Regions from separate parts of the Homo sapiens genome. Here regions 2 and 3 are each linked to region 1. A link is a contact called in ENCODE Hi-C or POLR2A ChIA-PET data. All regions are on one chromosome and are shown on one strand. Each heading gives the region's core, a stretch centred on a gene start or an enhancer-like site at or near the end of the contact. The rest is flanking DNA. Distances are from core to core; before and after follow the strand shown. Region 1 overlaps STX8 (syntaxin 8). Region 2 overlaps PIK3R6 (phosphoinositide-3-kinase regulatory subunit 6). Region 3 holds the start of CFAP52 (cilia and flagella associated protein 52).

The links. A loop is a pair of places that touch in the nucleus more often than their neighbours do. ChIA-PET counts read pairs that join two places held with the same protein, here RNA polymerase II (POLR2A). Pooled maps may share reads with other maps.
Region 2: a map with no recorded cell type shows a loop between it and region 1 (19-fold over the local background). The contact joins two enhancer-like sites. A Hi-C loop is called at or near these places in 5 of 37 single-sample maps with no recorded cell type and 4 of 50 pooled maps. POLR2A ChIA-PET finds 5 or more read pairs at or near these places in 1 of 52 experiments (HEK293T).
Region 3: a map with no recorded cell type shows a loop between it and region 1 (5-fold over the local background). The contact joins the promoter of CFAP52 here to the enhancer-like site in region 1. A Hi-C loop is called at or near these places in 1 of 37 single-sample maps with no recorded cell type and 8 of 50 pooled maps. POLR2A ChIA-PET finds 5 or more read pairs at or near these places in 1 of 52 experiments (HepG2).

The regions. Positions count from the first base shown.
Region 1 is chr17:9,290,311-9,295,451 of GRCh38, reverse strand. The region is part of intron 7 of STX8 (syntaxin 8); the gene reads left to right. Among named protein-coding and RNA genes, the nearest start is that of NTN1, 270 kb to the right of the region's middle. RefSeq lists an enhancer at 5,088-5,141. Within about 2 kb of position 3,116, at least 10 of the 41 ENCODE cell types and tissues checked have a DNase peak (open chromatin) inside an H3K27ac peak, as active enhancers do.
Region 2 is chr17:8,856,459-8,861,599 of GRCh38, reverse strand. The region is part of intron 1 of PIK3R6 (phosphoinositide-3-kinase regulatory subunit 6); the gene reads left to right. Among named protein-coding and RNA genes, the nearest start is that of PIK3R6, 8.6 kb to the left of the region's middle. RefSeq lists an enhancer at 1,901-2,160. Within about 2 kb of position 2,884, at least 8 of the 41 ENCODE cell types and tissues checked have a DNase peak (open chromatin) inside an H3K27ac peak, as active enhancers do.
Region 3 is chr17:9,573,986-9,579,126 of GRCh38, reverse strand. It overlaps CFAP52 (cilia and flagella associated protein 52), which reads right to left and starts at 2,485. Exons shown (of 14, transcript NM_145054.5): 1 at 2,362-2,485. The coding sequence starts at 2,431. STX8 (syntaxin 8) reads left to right here and starts at 3,307. Exons shown (of 8, transcript NM_004853.3): 1 at 3,307-3,335. The coding sequence starts at 3,319. RefSeq lists enhancers at 2,223-2,352, 3,145-3,324.

The sequences.
Region 1 (5,141 bases), core at 1,867-4,366:
TTTCAAGATAATATCCTAGATTTGTTCATTTCTTTAATTTGTCTATAAACAATTATTGAATGTCTGCTACATGCTAGGGACCAGGACTATAAAGTTGACTAAGGTGGTCTCTTCTTTCAAGGGGCTCGGAGTCTAATAGGAACAGTTAGGCTTGTTTTAAAAAAGACTAAGTCAATAAAGTGTTATGGGTTCTAAGATAAGATCCCTTCACATAGAGAGGAGGCATCAAGGAAGAAATGGCTAGGATGAATGAGAAAGACCTCATAGAAGAGGTGACTCTGAGTTTTCAAATATAAATTAGTGTTGGCCAAGAGCCAGGGAGGTGGCAGGGCCAACAAGGCTCACTCCATTAGTCTGCTCAAGCTGCCATAACAAAATACCAGGCGGGGTTGCTTAGCCAACAGAAGTTTATTCTCTCAGAATTCTGGAGATTAGAAATCCAAGATCAGGGTGCCAGCAGGGTCGGTTTCTGCTGAGGCTTCTGTCCTTGGGTTGCAGATGGCTGCCTTCTTGCTCTGTGCTCACGTGGCCTTTCCTCTGTGCATGCTCAGAGTATGCAAGTTCAGAGAAGGAAAGAGCCCTCTGGTGTCTCTTCCTCTTCTTATAATGACATCAGTCCTATTGGACTAGTACCCCACTCTTATGACCTCATTTTCATTTTCATTACATTTTCAAAGTTCCTGTCTCCAAATACAGTTACATTGAGGATTTGGGCTTCAACATATGAATGTTGGGGTGATACGATTCAGTCCATAATGCTTACCAACACTAGAGTTTCCCTGGCCCCTAGTTCTTCCTTATGTTTCATCAATGAAGTACCCTCCTCTGCACACACCTTCTTAAGAATCCTTTCCCATGCATTCTTCCCATCCCTGGAAGTCTCTAAGGAGCGATTCCTGATTCCTGTCTGCTCCTTGTTGTCTGCTCTAAAGAGTGTAAGACTGCCAAAGCTCCTGTTTATGAAACGCCTGGCTTCAGATGTTCCACCCTCACTCAGAGCTGATCCTGATGGAGAAGCAACAGTTGCCTTCCATGCAGGAATCTTCTCTTTCAGTGATTCTGTTGTATTTCCAGCTTTCCTGAGCCATTGAGGCCCACCATAGGGTTTTGCACATAGTAAGGGCTCAGAAAATACGAGTTCTCTTCCTCTTTCACTTTATCACCATTAGGCCTTCCAGCCAGACTTCATATCTTTCCTTTCCTTCCTATCTTGTGTTACGCCATCTCTCTCACTAAGAGTTCTTTGCTGACCCTGGGGCCAAATTAGCAAGATGTGACCAACAGCACTGCAATAGACATCAGAAGACCCAAACCCTAGGCCACCTCTAGGCTAGCCGTGGAATCTTCATCATTTGCTTCATCTATAAGATGGAGAAAATAAGACTTGGGCCAGGGGCAGTGGCTCACGCCTGTAATCCCAGCACTTTGGGAGGCCGAGACGGGCAGATCACTAGGTCAGGAAATCGAGACCATCCTGGCTAACACGGTGAAACCCCGTCTCTACTAAAAATACAAAAAAAAAATTAGCCAGGCGTGGTGGCGGGTGCCTGTAGTCCCAGGTACTTGGGAGGCTGAGACAGCAGAATGGCGTGAACCCGGGAGGCGGAGCTTGCAGTGAGCCAAGATCGTGCCGCTGCACTCCAGCCTGGGCGACAGACAGAGACTCCATCTCAAAAAAAAAAAAAAGTACTATAAATGGTGACCACATAAAAAGTTAAACATGACATCTGGGGTTACTGCAAAGCTTAAAATGGATAACATATATGTCACGGTTCTTTGCAAAGTACAAAGTGTCGTATTCACTTCAAAATTAATGACAGTATTCTATTTTTATGGTAACATTTTCTGGGTAGACCGCCGGACCTTCTTACACCTCCTATCTCACTGTCATCACTTATCCAAGGACCTTAATCAGGTCTTTGAGAATTCTTCATAGCTACCTCATGCCCAAGTTATAATGTTCTCATTAAAAAAAAAAAAAGTCTCTAAAATTCCACATCTTCTGTGAGGTCCTCATAAGCTGATTACAGGTAGGGGATGACTTCCCCAGGAAGCCGTGTAAGGCAGTGGCTGCAGACACTGTTTTGAGGGGTCTACAATCTGACTTTCTGGATTGGAATCCAGCTCCATTGGTTACCAGCTGTGAGACCTCGAGCATCCCTTAGATACTCCTAGAATACTGCCTAGAAACTAGAAGTATTCATGGGATCTACCCAACATTGGGAGATTTGTGAGGGTGAAATGAATTATAGCATGTGTATTCTTCAGAACAATGCTTGGCACTTTGTAAATGCTCTCACTATTCATTATTATTTTTCTTTATCTACCTAGGAGACATGGAGGTCCCTGGCTGCTGTGTCCCAGTGGTTATTTAGTGATTGTACCCAATTCAATAATATTGGTGAAATGAATTTAAATTTGCTTAACCAACCAGTATCCATGATGATACCGGATATTCATGTTTTGTTCTATTTTCTGTCAGGTTACTTTAATCTGTCTTGAAAATAATCTTCCTAGAGTTGCTTGCTGGTTGGGTGTAAGGCCTTGTGTTTGGAGAGAAGATGGGGGGCATGAGAGCTGAATAGCTAGTGGCATCTGAGGACTTGGGGCATGGGAACTGCAGAGCACATTCTTAGAAACAGCCAGAGAGCATTCAGCGAGGGGAAGACTTGTTGGCTCAAGAGGAAATTCTGCTGCTTCCAAACCAGCTTGGTGAAGCAAGATGATTCTGCAAGCCCTAGTAAGCCAGGGCCAGGACTGTGAGCTGTGCTGCTGAAGGGGTTCAATGCCAAAGTAAAGAAAGGGGATTCTTTTTAGTTGGAGGTGAGAGGAGGAAACTCCTTCCTGTAGGCCTCAGAATAAAGCATGCTCGAGATTAGCCATTAGCAGGTAGCTGGAGAAATATGAGTGCCTCCTCTTTATTTTGTCTGCTGTAAAGTTATCTTTCTGAAGTCTGTGTTGTGTTATGAAAGAGACAAGTTTAATAAACAGATTCTATTTTTGTTCAAGCTGTGGCTTAGAAAAGCACCATAAATCTCTGAACTGGGAACCCACTGGGCTCTGTATGCCTGTCACTCTCCCTTCCACCACACGGTGGTGACACACCTAAGCTGCAGGTCTCCCACGCCAGTGAATGCTGAAGCCCCACGGACAGGCCCCACGGTGGAGACCGTGACACTGACTTCCAGGATGCCTTTGCTCTACCCTTATATCGTTCATATGTTTAGTACCCATTTATTTGTCTGAGGTTCTTCTTTGTGTAAAGGAATTGCCCTGTGGGCAGGGACTCCGTCCATCCACCTCTGGGCCAGTCCTGTACCTCCTGGATTCCCAGTGCCTCTGCCCCAGCTCCAGCAGCTTCTTCCTTAGCTCTAGTCCTGGTCTGGTTAGCTGGCAGCACCCCATCCAACACTCAGGAACACATCAACACAGGAGAAAATCCCACTTCTCCTTAGTTCAACTAAGGCAAGGCGGGAGGATTTGAAAGAGAACTTTTCCTTGGAAACAACACCAAAATATACACAAAAGCATAAATAAATGAATACGTTCACAGAGTTTAGCCTGCAGAACCAGACTTAAGATAAAACAGCAAGCAATAAAGACTGGCTAGCGGAGCCTTTGGACTGTTCAAAGCCCAGTTTCTTCCCCAACCTCAATCTCTAGGAATCTTGTAGGGCAGTTTAGCAAAGATAGCTCAAATCCTATCCCAAGATAGATTTTATTTATAATTTGTGACCTATGTATTCCAAAGAGGACATGGGTAGTTTACAATAAAAGATGTATGTATATATAAAATCTCAAAGCTGTTAAAGAATAGAAAATGTTTACATGTAGAAGAGAACGTAAATAAAATATGTCCAATTCCTAAACTAATACCATATTTGAGCATTAAATTTAGCACTGAGGATAGAATCTTGGAAAACCAACACAGAAAGGGAAATATGATGTGTACCACAATGGAAGTATTTAATAGGAAAGGAAAGAAACATACTTTTTTTTTTTTTTTTTTTGAGACCGAGTCTCACTCCCATCGCCCATGCTGGAGTGCAGTGGCGTGATCATGGCTCACTGCAGCTTCAAATTCCCAGGCTTAGGTGATCCTCCCTCCCTCCTGAGTAGCTGGGACTACAGGTACCCACCACCACACCCAGCTAATGTTTTGTGTTTTTAGTGGACACGAGGTTTCACCATGTTGCCCAGGTTAGTCGTGAACTCCTCGGCTCGGGTGACTTTTCGGCTTCGGCCTCCCAAAGTGCTGGGAGGTGTGAGCCACTGCGCCCAGCCAAAACATACTTTTTAAGAAAGGCAAGCTTTTTCCTGATACTGAATATTTAATCTCAGTAATTGAAGCATATAATTCTACAGTGATTTTATACAACACACACAAACTCTATTTGGTTGACAGTAATATTTGTTCGGGTTGATTCTACTTCTGGATCCTCATTTCTTCCTAGAACTTGTTCCATGTTCACCATGGCTATGCAACATTCCCTTTTTGAAGCTGACCTTAGGTAGTGCGGAAACCCCCAAAGGGTTGTCTTTTTCAGCAGAGGACATTAGACAAGAATGAGCCTCCCAGGGGACAGGGTTACTGCACCCTAATAAGAAGCATGTACGTCCTGGACTGGGTGGCAATGTGTGCCTTTCCCCTTTTCCAAACAGGAGCTTTTGGTAGCATCCTCAGGGCATTTGTCTACAGGTATATATCGGATATATTGGAAATAACTAAATTACTTGGTCATAATATGGAGAACTATTTATGAACTGGGTTGAGAAGATGACCATTAACCAGAGATCTGGGACTTGTACCACAGAGGCCCCTCCTTCCCTCGCTATACTGTAGCAAGATGTGATTTGAGATTTTTCTCCCGTTGGGAAGGAAGTGAATGCAGTTTTGGTTGTGCTTGGGATAATTATATTTTGATAAATGTATCAAATTTGCTTGAAATTGTATATACCTGTGTGTGTGTTTGTGCGTATACGCGCACACGTGCTTGCTGAGCAGCCAAGAGGAGAGTGTAATGAATGTGTGTTCTCTTCTGTCTCTAACACCCAATACCTGCGTGTTCCATGGCGTTCAGATGCAGGTGGCACTCACCCCCATCCTGCCCTACACCTGCCCTCAATCCACACACAGTGGC
Region 2 (5,141 bases), core at 1,635-4,134, 430 kb after region 1:
ACACCCACTGAACAAAGGGACGCTTCACATTCCGGGCAGGACAGACCAGAACGGTGAGAGGTTTCATCATGCTCCTCAGAACAGTGTGCAATTTAAAATTTAGGAGTCATTTCTTTCTAGAATTTTTCATTTAATATTTTTGGACCACAGTTGACCTTGAGCAACTGAAATTGCAGAAAGTGAAACTGCAGATAAGGGAGGATTGCTGTATAGGGCATCGGGTGCTAGGGAGAAGTACAGAGATGCACTGTGTTTGTTGAAAGACTTCTATGGGCCCTGTGTGGCAACCCTAATGCCCAGCCCATTTCAGACATTCTGCAATTAACTTTTCTCTTTGTGAACCACAACTTGAACCACAATATAGAACATGGATTGCCAACACGTCTGCTTTCTTTCTTTCTTTTTTTTTTTTTTTTTTGAGACAGAGTCTCACTCTGTCACCCAGGCTGGAGTGCAGTGGCGCGATCTTGGCTCGCTGCAACTTCTGCCTCCCAGATTCAAGCAATTCTCCTGCCTCAGCCTCCTGAGTAGCTGGGACCACCACACCCAGGTAATTTTTGTATTTTTAGTAGAGACGGGGTTTCACCATGTTGGCCAGGCTGGTCTTGAACTCCTGACCTTGTGATCCACCTGCCTTGGCCTCCCAAAATGCTGTGATTACAGGCGTGACCGTGCCCGGCCCGTGTCTGCTTTCAAGAGCCCAATAGGTAGCATAAATGATGATGTGGACAGGCTGATAGTGCTGGTGTGGTGTGCCTGGCACTGCCCCCGGCTTCAGAGTCCCCATTGTGAACTCAATAGGGACACTGAAGCCCTGGGGAGCACATGGCCCTTCTACAGGGAAGCTGCATGTCAACTCCAGCTAATTGTTGCCACACGAGATTGTGGGTCTGGTGTTGCTAGATCTTCCAGTTACTTATTTTAAGCAAAAGCTGGAAATCTTGATTTTTATATGAAATATGACTTTTAAATGTTGGCCACAGATTCAAATTTCCAAAAACTGTGGCTTCTCCTGGGGAAGGAAACTGATGGGCCAGAGCAGTGGTCCCCAACCTTTTTGACACCAGGAACCAGTTTCATGGAAGGCAATTTTTCCACGGAAGGGGTTTGGGGGTGGGTAGGGGTTTACTGGGTGGGGAAGGGGGCTGGGGCTGGGGCTGGGGATGGGGATGGATTCGGGATGAAACTGCTCCACCTCAGATCATCAGGTATTAGATTCTCTTAAGAAACGGGCAGCCTGGATCCCTTGCATGCGCAGTTCACAATAGGGTTCGAGCTTCTATGAGAATCTTATGCCCACACCGCCCCCCGCCCCAGGAGGCGGAGCTCAGGCGGTCCTGGTGGCTCACCAGCCACTCACCTGCTGCTGTGTCCCTAGTTCCTAACGGCCCACGGATCAGTGCCCATCCGCAGCCTGGGGTTTGGGGACCCTTGGGCCAGAGGATAGCTAAGAAGGAGTCTGGCTTTTCACTGCATAGCTATCTGTGCCTTTCAGATTTTTACCATACGCATGGTTTTTTATGTGAAAAGTGAATTTTAAAAATATACTAGACAGAGCAAAGTCTCTGAGAGTCTCTTACATGAGTCTGCGAAATGGTTAGTCTTCTTAAGCATTGTATTAGTCAGGCCACTCCAGAGGAACACAACAAATAGGATAGAGAGAGAGACTGGGAGGTGGGTGGGGAGTGGGTAGAGAACAAAAGGATGTATTAGCAGGGATTGGCTCCTGTGATTGTGGAGGCTGAGAAGTCTGTAATCCGTGGTCTGTAAACTAGAGGCCCAGGAAAGTCAGTGGTGTAATTCCAGTCTGAGTCCAAAGGCCTGAGAACCAGGGAAGATGACGGCGTCAGTCTCAGTCCAAGTCCGAAGGCTGGAGAACCAAGAGCGCTGATTTTGTCCAAGGGCAGGATGGATGTCCCAGCTGAAGCACAGAGAGCACATCTGCCCTTCCTCCTCCCTCTTCTCCTATTCAGGCCCTCAGCAGATCACGTGATGCCCACCCACATGGCTGAGGGCAGATCTTGACTCACTCCCTGCATTCAGATGCTCATCTTTCCTGGAAATAGCCTCATGGACACCTCCAGAAATAATGCTTCACCAGCCATCTGGGCCTCCCTTGGCCTGGTCAAGTTGACACATAAACCATCACAAGCATGCTGCGTGCATGGGGCGGTGAGACAGTTTCAGTGTGCTAATGGTGGGCCATAGGTGTGTGACGTCTGTTCCAGGGGTCTTGGGCAAGTACAGCCACCCTGCGGTCATTATGAGGTGACAGACTGGTAGACCACGCACCCCAGGGGGCAAGGACTATGTCTCATTCATTCATCTCTAACCTCTCAGGTCTTGTGCAATTTCTGCCCCATGGATTATGTTCTGAAGAGGCTCTTTGATTTACTCACCAACCTCAGCCACCCAAAACACTGCCAGGAACTCAGAAGACAGCCAGAGGGCCCTCTGAGCAAATAGAAGTTGCAAGTCCATGGATGGAAGTTTGATGCTCTTTTCATTGATCAGTTCTCAGGCTTTGTTTCTTCATTTTACATACAAGACAATTGCATGTGCTTATTCCGGCTTCCCAGCCTTCAGCAAACTGGCAGTTGGGTGGAGGAGCAGACACAGCCCAGGCAGGGCTGCAGCCAACACAGAAGGCACTTTGTTCAAATCAGAAAGAGGCACCCCTCTGAGTAGACAAATTACAGCAAGTTCCTCTTTGGATGGATGAATTGCAAAACCTCACCCTCCCTGCCTGAGTAAATTACAAAAAGGCCAGCAGAGCGGTGGGCTGGACTGCAGCCTCCACTCACCCACTAAGTGCAGAACACAGCTGGTGCTGCTGAAATGAGGAATCATACATGAGAAGTCAAACAGTAACAGCCACTCAATGTAGGATAGGGCTACCCTCGCCTACTGATAGCTCCTGCCATCGCCACCGTTTTATGGCACGGTGCATACAATGAGCTTCCATTGAGACTCATTGAGAAAACAGCCAGGCGCCTGGCTCACGCCTCTAATCCCAGCACTCTGGGAGGCCGAGGTGGGTGGATCACCTGAGGTCAGGAGTTCGAGACCAGCCTGGCTAACATGGCGAAACCCTGTCTCTACTAAAAATACAAAAATTAGCCAGGGGTGGCGGCGGGTGCCTGTAATTCCTAGCCTCAGGGAGGCTAAGGCAAGAGAATCGTTTGAACCCAGGAGGCGGAGGTTGCAGTGAGCCGAGATCGCGTCACTGCACTCCAGCCTGGGCGACAAGAGCAAAACTGTCTCAAAAAAAAAAAAAAAAAAAAAAAAAGATTAATTGAGAAAACATTCAGAGGCATGGTTTGGTGCTTGAAAGGGCAAGCTTTATTTCCTAAAAAATTCTTCTCATTCCTGAAACGAAGACACATTTGATGTTGATGCATTTTAAGAATGAGCTGCTTCTATTTCCATTTCCTGTCTACGTGCAAGCTCATCCCCTGGGGGCTCTTCCCCCACACTGGTGTGGTCAGCAGCCCCAAAGGACAGGAAATCGACCACAAAGGTCTCCTGTGGGAGGAGCAAGGAAGCAGCACCTGCACAAATATATAGAAACGCTGAATAAATGTTTGATGAGTGAATGCGTGAGTGAATGAAGGAATGAGCAAATGAATAGGGAGGCTTTCTGACAGTTACTGGTAAAGTTTCTTAGAATTTTACTTTCCCTTTTTTTTTTTTTTTTTTGAGACAGAGTTTCACTCTTGTTGCCCAGGCTGGTGTGCAGTGGCACGATTGCAGCTCACTGCAACCTCTGCCTCCCGGATTCAAGCGATTCTCCTGCCTCAGCCTCCCAAGTAGCTGGGATTACTGGCACCTGCCGCCACACCCAGCTAATTTTTTGTATTTTTAGTAGAGACGGGGTTTCACCATGTTAGCTAGGATGGTCTCGATCCCTGATCTTGTGATCCGCCTGCCTCAGCCTCCCAAAGGGGAATTTTACTTTCAATTAAAAATCAGCCCAGAAGCACTCTCCATTTGCCACAAAAATTCCTGGTATCTTACACTTCTCTTTTAGTCTTTATCTGTGAGATTTCTTTTCTTTCGAGGCTGCCCCGTGTTCATTATTAACCCAGGCCGCCCCAGACAGAAGTTTGTGTTCATTTTATTTCACAAAGACAGAGGGGGGTTCTGTGAGGTTTACAGAGGGGAAAGGAAGGCATGCGGACGTCAGGGGAAGTGGCCATGACCCCACGCCCCAGGTTGAGATCTGGGCTCTAGCCCTGGTTCTATCCTTCATGGCCACGTGGCTTTTGGCAATATTCTTCACTTTCATTCATTCATCAAATATTTATCTAAAATAGGTATTCATTGTCCACTGAGTGGCTGCTGCCCTAGATGCTGGACATGCTGCAGTGAAGGAGACACGCCCCATCCCAGTATTTGCCGAGTTCGCATTCTAATGACTAGCCAAGAAAACTAAGCCTGACAGGAAAAATTTCCATACTGATAAATGCTATGAATAAAATCAGAGTGTGCTAGAGTGTGACAGGGAGGGCTATTTTGGACAGGATGTTCAGGAAAGGCCTCTGAGGCAGTGACATTGACAACAAGACCTGAATGTCGAGGGGGAGCCAGCTGTGGGGAAAGCTGGGGGAAGGGTGCTCCAGGCAGGGGTGTGCAAAGGTTACGTTAAACCCACAGCACAACGTTCTTAAATTGACTGGCGGGCTCCCAGATGTTCATGTAATTACTATGTCCCTGAACATAATATATTAGCTCTCTTCTTTTGTGTGTGCCATCTGTTACACAGTAAAAAATAAGGTCAAATATACTTAAGATTAAGAAATCAGAAAATGTAGAAATGTATTAAAAATTACCTGTGACCCCACTGTTTATGGGTAAGTAATATCACTTTTTTTGTAGTTTAGTGTGTATCATTAAAAGGTAAGAGACTGACACACACACAAGTACAGGTGAAACTGGGGAAATCGGAATAAAATGTATCGACATCAACATCCTGGGGTTTTTTGTTTGTTTGTTTTTGAGATGGAGTTTCACTCTTTCACCCAGGCTGGAGTGCAGTGGTAAGACCTCAGCTCACTGCAAACTCCATCTCCTGGGTTCAAGCGATTCTCCTGCTTCAGCCTCCCGGGTAGCTGGGATTACAGGCACCTGCCACCATGCCT
Region 3 (5,141 bases), core at 1,236-3,735, 280 kb before region 1:
TAAAATCATAAGCTCCCCAATCCCCACGCTGCCCCACCCCAGCCACTGACTGAACAGATCCCCTTTTGGACAAAGGGACCCCCAAAACACCTTAAAGCAGAGTTCCCAGCCTTGACGGAATGGGAGGTCAGACATGCCTCATTATACCCCCTCTCTTTTGTGGTTTAGACACAACTGATCAGCATTAATGTTAAAATAGAGATCATAAGATTGACAGACTGTGTGGCAATAAGATATCAAATTATAAACAGGACCTAAGGCCATGCACCCCTCCACCCTGTGGCTGGGTGTGGTGGCTCAAGCCTGTAATCCCAGCACTTTGGGAGGCCAAGGCGGGTGGATCACCTGAGGTCAGGAATTGGAGACTAGTCTGGCCAACTTGGTGAAACCCCGTCTCTACTAAGAATACAAAAATTAGCCAGGCGTGGTGGTGGGTGCTTATAATCCCAGCTACTCTGGAGGCTGAGGCAGGAGAATAGCTTGAATCCAGGAGGTGGAGGTTGCAGTGAGCCGAGATTGTGCCATTACACAACAGAGCGAGACTCCACCGTCTCAAAATAAATAAATAAAATAAACTATACACTGCCACAAGGTTTTTCTTTTTCTCTGGCAGCTAAACAAGCACTTATCTTGAGATAAGCAATATGAAAACAACTGCAACCTGTCCAGTTCATAGGCACTTACTAACTGAAGCCCTGTTCAACCCGCCATAAGAACAATTTTGATTGGACAACAGAGTGATTTCAGTAATGTTCTCCTGGCAAGAAGACCACTCACCACGGACTACCTCTGGCCAGTTTACTGAGGCTTCCCACTTAACGTGCCGTCATGTCCTGAAAAGGCCTTTTGACATATAGGACCTAATTGTAATACATTTAAATGTTAGGTCTCCATCCCAAGGTGAATATGAGTGATATATTACATCAATGTTTGTTCAATACACATGTGTTGGGACCACCTTCATGAGTATTCATAGCTCCTCCTATAACCTGTTGAATATGTATGTTTGTTTGTTTATTTATTTATTTATTTTTTGAGACGGAGTCTCGCTCTGTCCCCCAGGCTGGAGTGCAGTGGCGTGACCTTGGCTCACTGCAACCTCTGCCTCCCAAGTTCAAGTGATTCTCCTCCCTCAGCCTCTCAAGTAGCTGGGATTACAGGCACCTACCACCACGCCCGGATAATTTTTGTATTTTTAGTATAGATGGGATTTCACCATGTTGGACAGGATGGTCTCGAACTCCTGACCTCAGGTGATCTACCTGCCTTGGCCTCCCAAAGCGCTGGGATTACAGGCATGAGCCACTGCCCCCGGCCTCAGTTGCAGAGTTCTATGTGTGTGGTTCTACATTGGCTCAACAAGTGACATTATGCAACCCACTGTAGGCTGCTCAATTGTTTCTCAATGATCTTGTAACCAACTCTCAAGATATCTGATATCCGAAATGTATAAAGCACTCACTTTCTATTGGAGACTGTTAAAGTTAAACCAAGAGTCAAGAGCTAAGTCCTAGAGTATGCTTAAAACTTTAGACAGTGATTGTTCTGCATCCACATTCTTAAAGCTTTCAGGCATCACAACACACATTTTTGAAAAGTTTTGCTTCTCCTAAAATCTAATTCATTGTTTTCTCATCCCTCAAAAAACCAAAACCCCTCAAAACGAACAATAAAACCCCACAGCTTTTTCTTCCCAGAATCTTCAAAACAATAGGCAGTCACAAATAAGATTTCAGCGGAGCGGCCCAGTCCCTTTTTCTCTCCGCTTTAGCTCCCCCTGGCGTCCCCTTCCCCTTCTGTCCTGGTCTGAAATCCTCATCATTTAGAAACCTTCCTTAGGATTAGAGGACCAACAACATCCCCTCAGGGGGTTGCTCAAACACACGTTCCCTCCCAGCCCTTTCTCACTGGTACGCCAGTTGGGATTTTAGCAGATTTCCTAGCTGGTCCCAGGGGCCGACACAGACAGCATCCTTCTGTGTGGTTACGAAGGAGCCTAGGGCTTTGCGAGCGGCGTGGGGTTCAGAGCCAGGAAGGGCTGACCTAGTGGGAGAAGGGTTACAACCACCCGTACTCATCCGGCCCGCCTGGGGAAGAGGCATTTGGTCCCTTTTAGGTGCTGGCGCTTGTCCGAGCTGGTAAAAACCATCTCACTCCCTGAGGCTTGGATCGAGGAAGTGACTCTCCAAGGCCTTGGGGCAGGTCAGGCTGTGCGGGTCCTCCTGTGCGTGTCCCTGGCCAGGGCTCCTGCCGTTGTCCCACACTGCCTTTCAGGTGTCCCCGGTGTCTCACTATTCCTGTTTGCACTACACGTCCTCCGAATTCCTAAACCAGCCAGCCCAAAGATGCTGGAGGCCTCACCATTGAAGCCGATCACGGCGTCAAGTTCCAGCTCCGCCACTTGGGCCTCCGGCGAAATTTTGTTATCCATCCTTGGGAGGTTCTGATTACTTTGCTCTCCTCCCTAGTGGCTGCAGCGTCTTCTGGTCGTTATGGTAACGGACGAGCGCATGCGCTCCAGCTCCACGCCCGCGCAGAAACCCAGCCTGCCGAGTTCGAGTTCATTAGCATTCTTGGAAATGAAGGGGTATGGGGACTGGAAGAGAGATGGGGTGGGACTCCTCTTCTTTTTTTTTGTGCTATTTCTCTGGAAATTTAGGGGATGGCACTAACTGCGCAGAACTAATTCCTCCATCCCCTTGTGTAGAGTCTGTGACTTCTTAGTAACTCTAAAATCAAGCACCGAATGAATGGCATTTAAAAAATATGTAATCAGGCGTACAGGACTGATAGGAAGGCTGCTATAAAAAATATATATAATTGATACTTCTTTGGGCCCCTGTTTGGAGCAGTGTGAAAAAAATTTTAAAGATTTTTTAAAAAGCGTTGAGGTATAATTTACATATCATAAAGTTAACTTAAAGTAGGTTGTAGTGAGTTTACGCAGCGTGCAAGTCTCACCGCAATCTAGTGTTTTGTTTATTGTTTTGTTTTTGAAGCAGGATAAATTTTTAAGTAACTGCTACAGAGAGGTCTTGCAGCGCTCCCACCTTCCTGGGAAAATGCTTTGTTTCTATTTAACAATTTTAACTGAGCTTAGCAGTTCGCGTCTCTTGGTGGGAGTAGATTGCTCCAGTGTACTGTCCGCAGGGGAGCGCTTTGCTTTCTCTGATTATAGTTCTGAGGCCCTAGCTACTCACTTTGCAAACTCCAGGCTCCGGTCGCGCACGGGACGAACTGCGGGGAGTGAGCCGCGCGGGCCGCCGTAGTCAGCTGCTAAGAGCAGGAAGAGTCCGAGCGGCGGGCGGAGTCTGCAGGATGGCACCGGACCCCTGGTGAGTCCCGGGTGAGGGCGGCGGTGCGTGGAGGGACCTTCGGGGAGGCCGGGCTTCCGGAGAGCAGGCAATCACTTCGCATTGCCGCTGGTGGCCTTTCGGGATGAGGGGAGGGGCAGCGAGACCTTTCCTTTACTGAGGGGGCTCAGCCACATCCCGCCACACTTGGTCCTTGCAAGGGTGGCCCGGGAAGGAGACCAGGTGGTCCGCTGGAGAGCTGAGGACTTACGCCAAATCTCTGAATATTCCTTTAGCTTTTCTGGGCTGCATCTCGTTGCGGGGATTTCCCGCCCATCCTGGTTTTGGAGCTAGCTGGCTGGTGCAGGCTTCCCTGGACTCCTATAAAAGTGAAGTCGAAATAACGTTTTTGTAGCATGTCAGTCCATCCCGGTAAACCCCCTTATTTCACAGGTGGAGAAACCGAGGTTCAGAATCCATGGCCACCAGCCAGTTAGTAACCAGCTGGGGCTAAGACCTAGATCTTGGGGGCCCTTCCAGATACAGGAACCTGGGAGGGAAATTGTGCACTTGTTTATAAGGCATTTTGCACTTTCTTGAGTTAATATCATGAAGTCTTTTCCTTTAGCAGTAGCTTCTGCAGTAAAACAATAGCTGATAAGGGTGATTTATTTAGCAGTTAATCCCAAGGACTGCATGATGAAAGATGCAACTTTTGATCCCAAGGAACATATTGTTTGATCCCAAGGAACGTATTGTTATTGAACATAGACTTGACCTTTCTGCTTAATAATTAAAAACATATTACAGCTCTATAACGTTCTTGTTGGAATATGTGTCTTATGTTGTTATTTCTAATATAGTTTATAATTGTTTAAGTTGCCCACATCCTGGATATTAGAAGAATGGATTCCAAGAACAAAGTTGAGTTACCTGGAATCTAGGTTATTTGGGCCAATTATTTAATTTAGCATTTACTTTTTTAAACCTAATTTTAGGCCGGACGCGGTGGTGGCTCACGCCTGTAATCCCAGTACTTTGGGAGGCCGAGGCAGGCAGATCACCTGAGGTCGGGAGGTCGAGACCAGCCTGACCAACATGGAGAAACCCCGTCTCTACTAAAAATACAAAATTAGCCGGGCATGGTAGTACATGCCTGTAATCCCAGCTACTCGGGAGACTGAGGCAGGAGAATCGCTTGAACCCGGGAGGTGTAGGTTGTGGTGAGCTGAGATCGTGCCATTGCACTCCAGCCTGGGCAACACGAGCGAAACTCCGTCTCAAAAAAAAATAAAAAACCCCAAAATCCCTAATTTTAACAGTTATATACACCCCTTGATAGAGAATATTCAATTTAGAGAATATTGAAAATTTGCAAAAAGGAAAATAAATAGCATCTTTAACTCTATAATTTGGAAATAGCCATTAATGATTTTTTTACAATGAATTTGTTATTTTAATCTATATTTTTATATATATATATAATATAAACAGCATTTCTCTATGTCATTGGACATTCTTTGAAAGCATAACTTTCTTTTCTTCTTTTTTTTTTTTTTGAGACGGAGTCTTGCTCTGTCTGTCACCCAGGCTGGAGTGCAATGGCGCGATCATGGCTCACTGCAACCTCCACCTCCTGGGCTTAAGCAACTCTCCTGCCTCAGCCTCTGGAGTAGCTGGGACTACAGGCGCACGCAGCCACGCCCAGCTAATTTTTTGTATTTTAGTAGAGACAGGGTTTTACCGTGTTGCCTAGGCTGATCTTGAACTCCTGAGCTCAGGCAATCTGCCCGCCTTGGCCTCCCAAAGTGCTGGGATTACAGGTGTGAGCCACCGCACCTGGCCTCA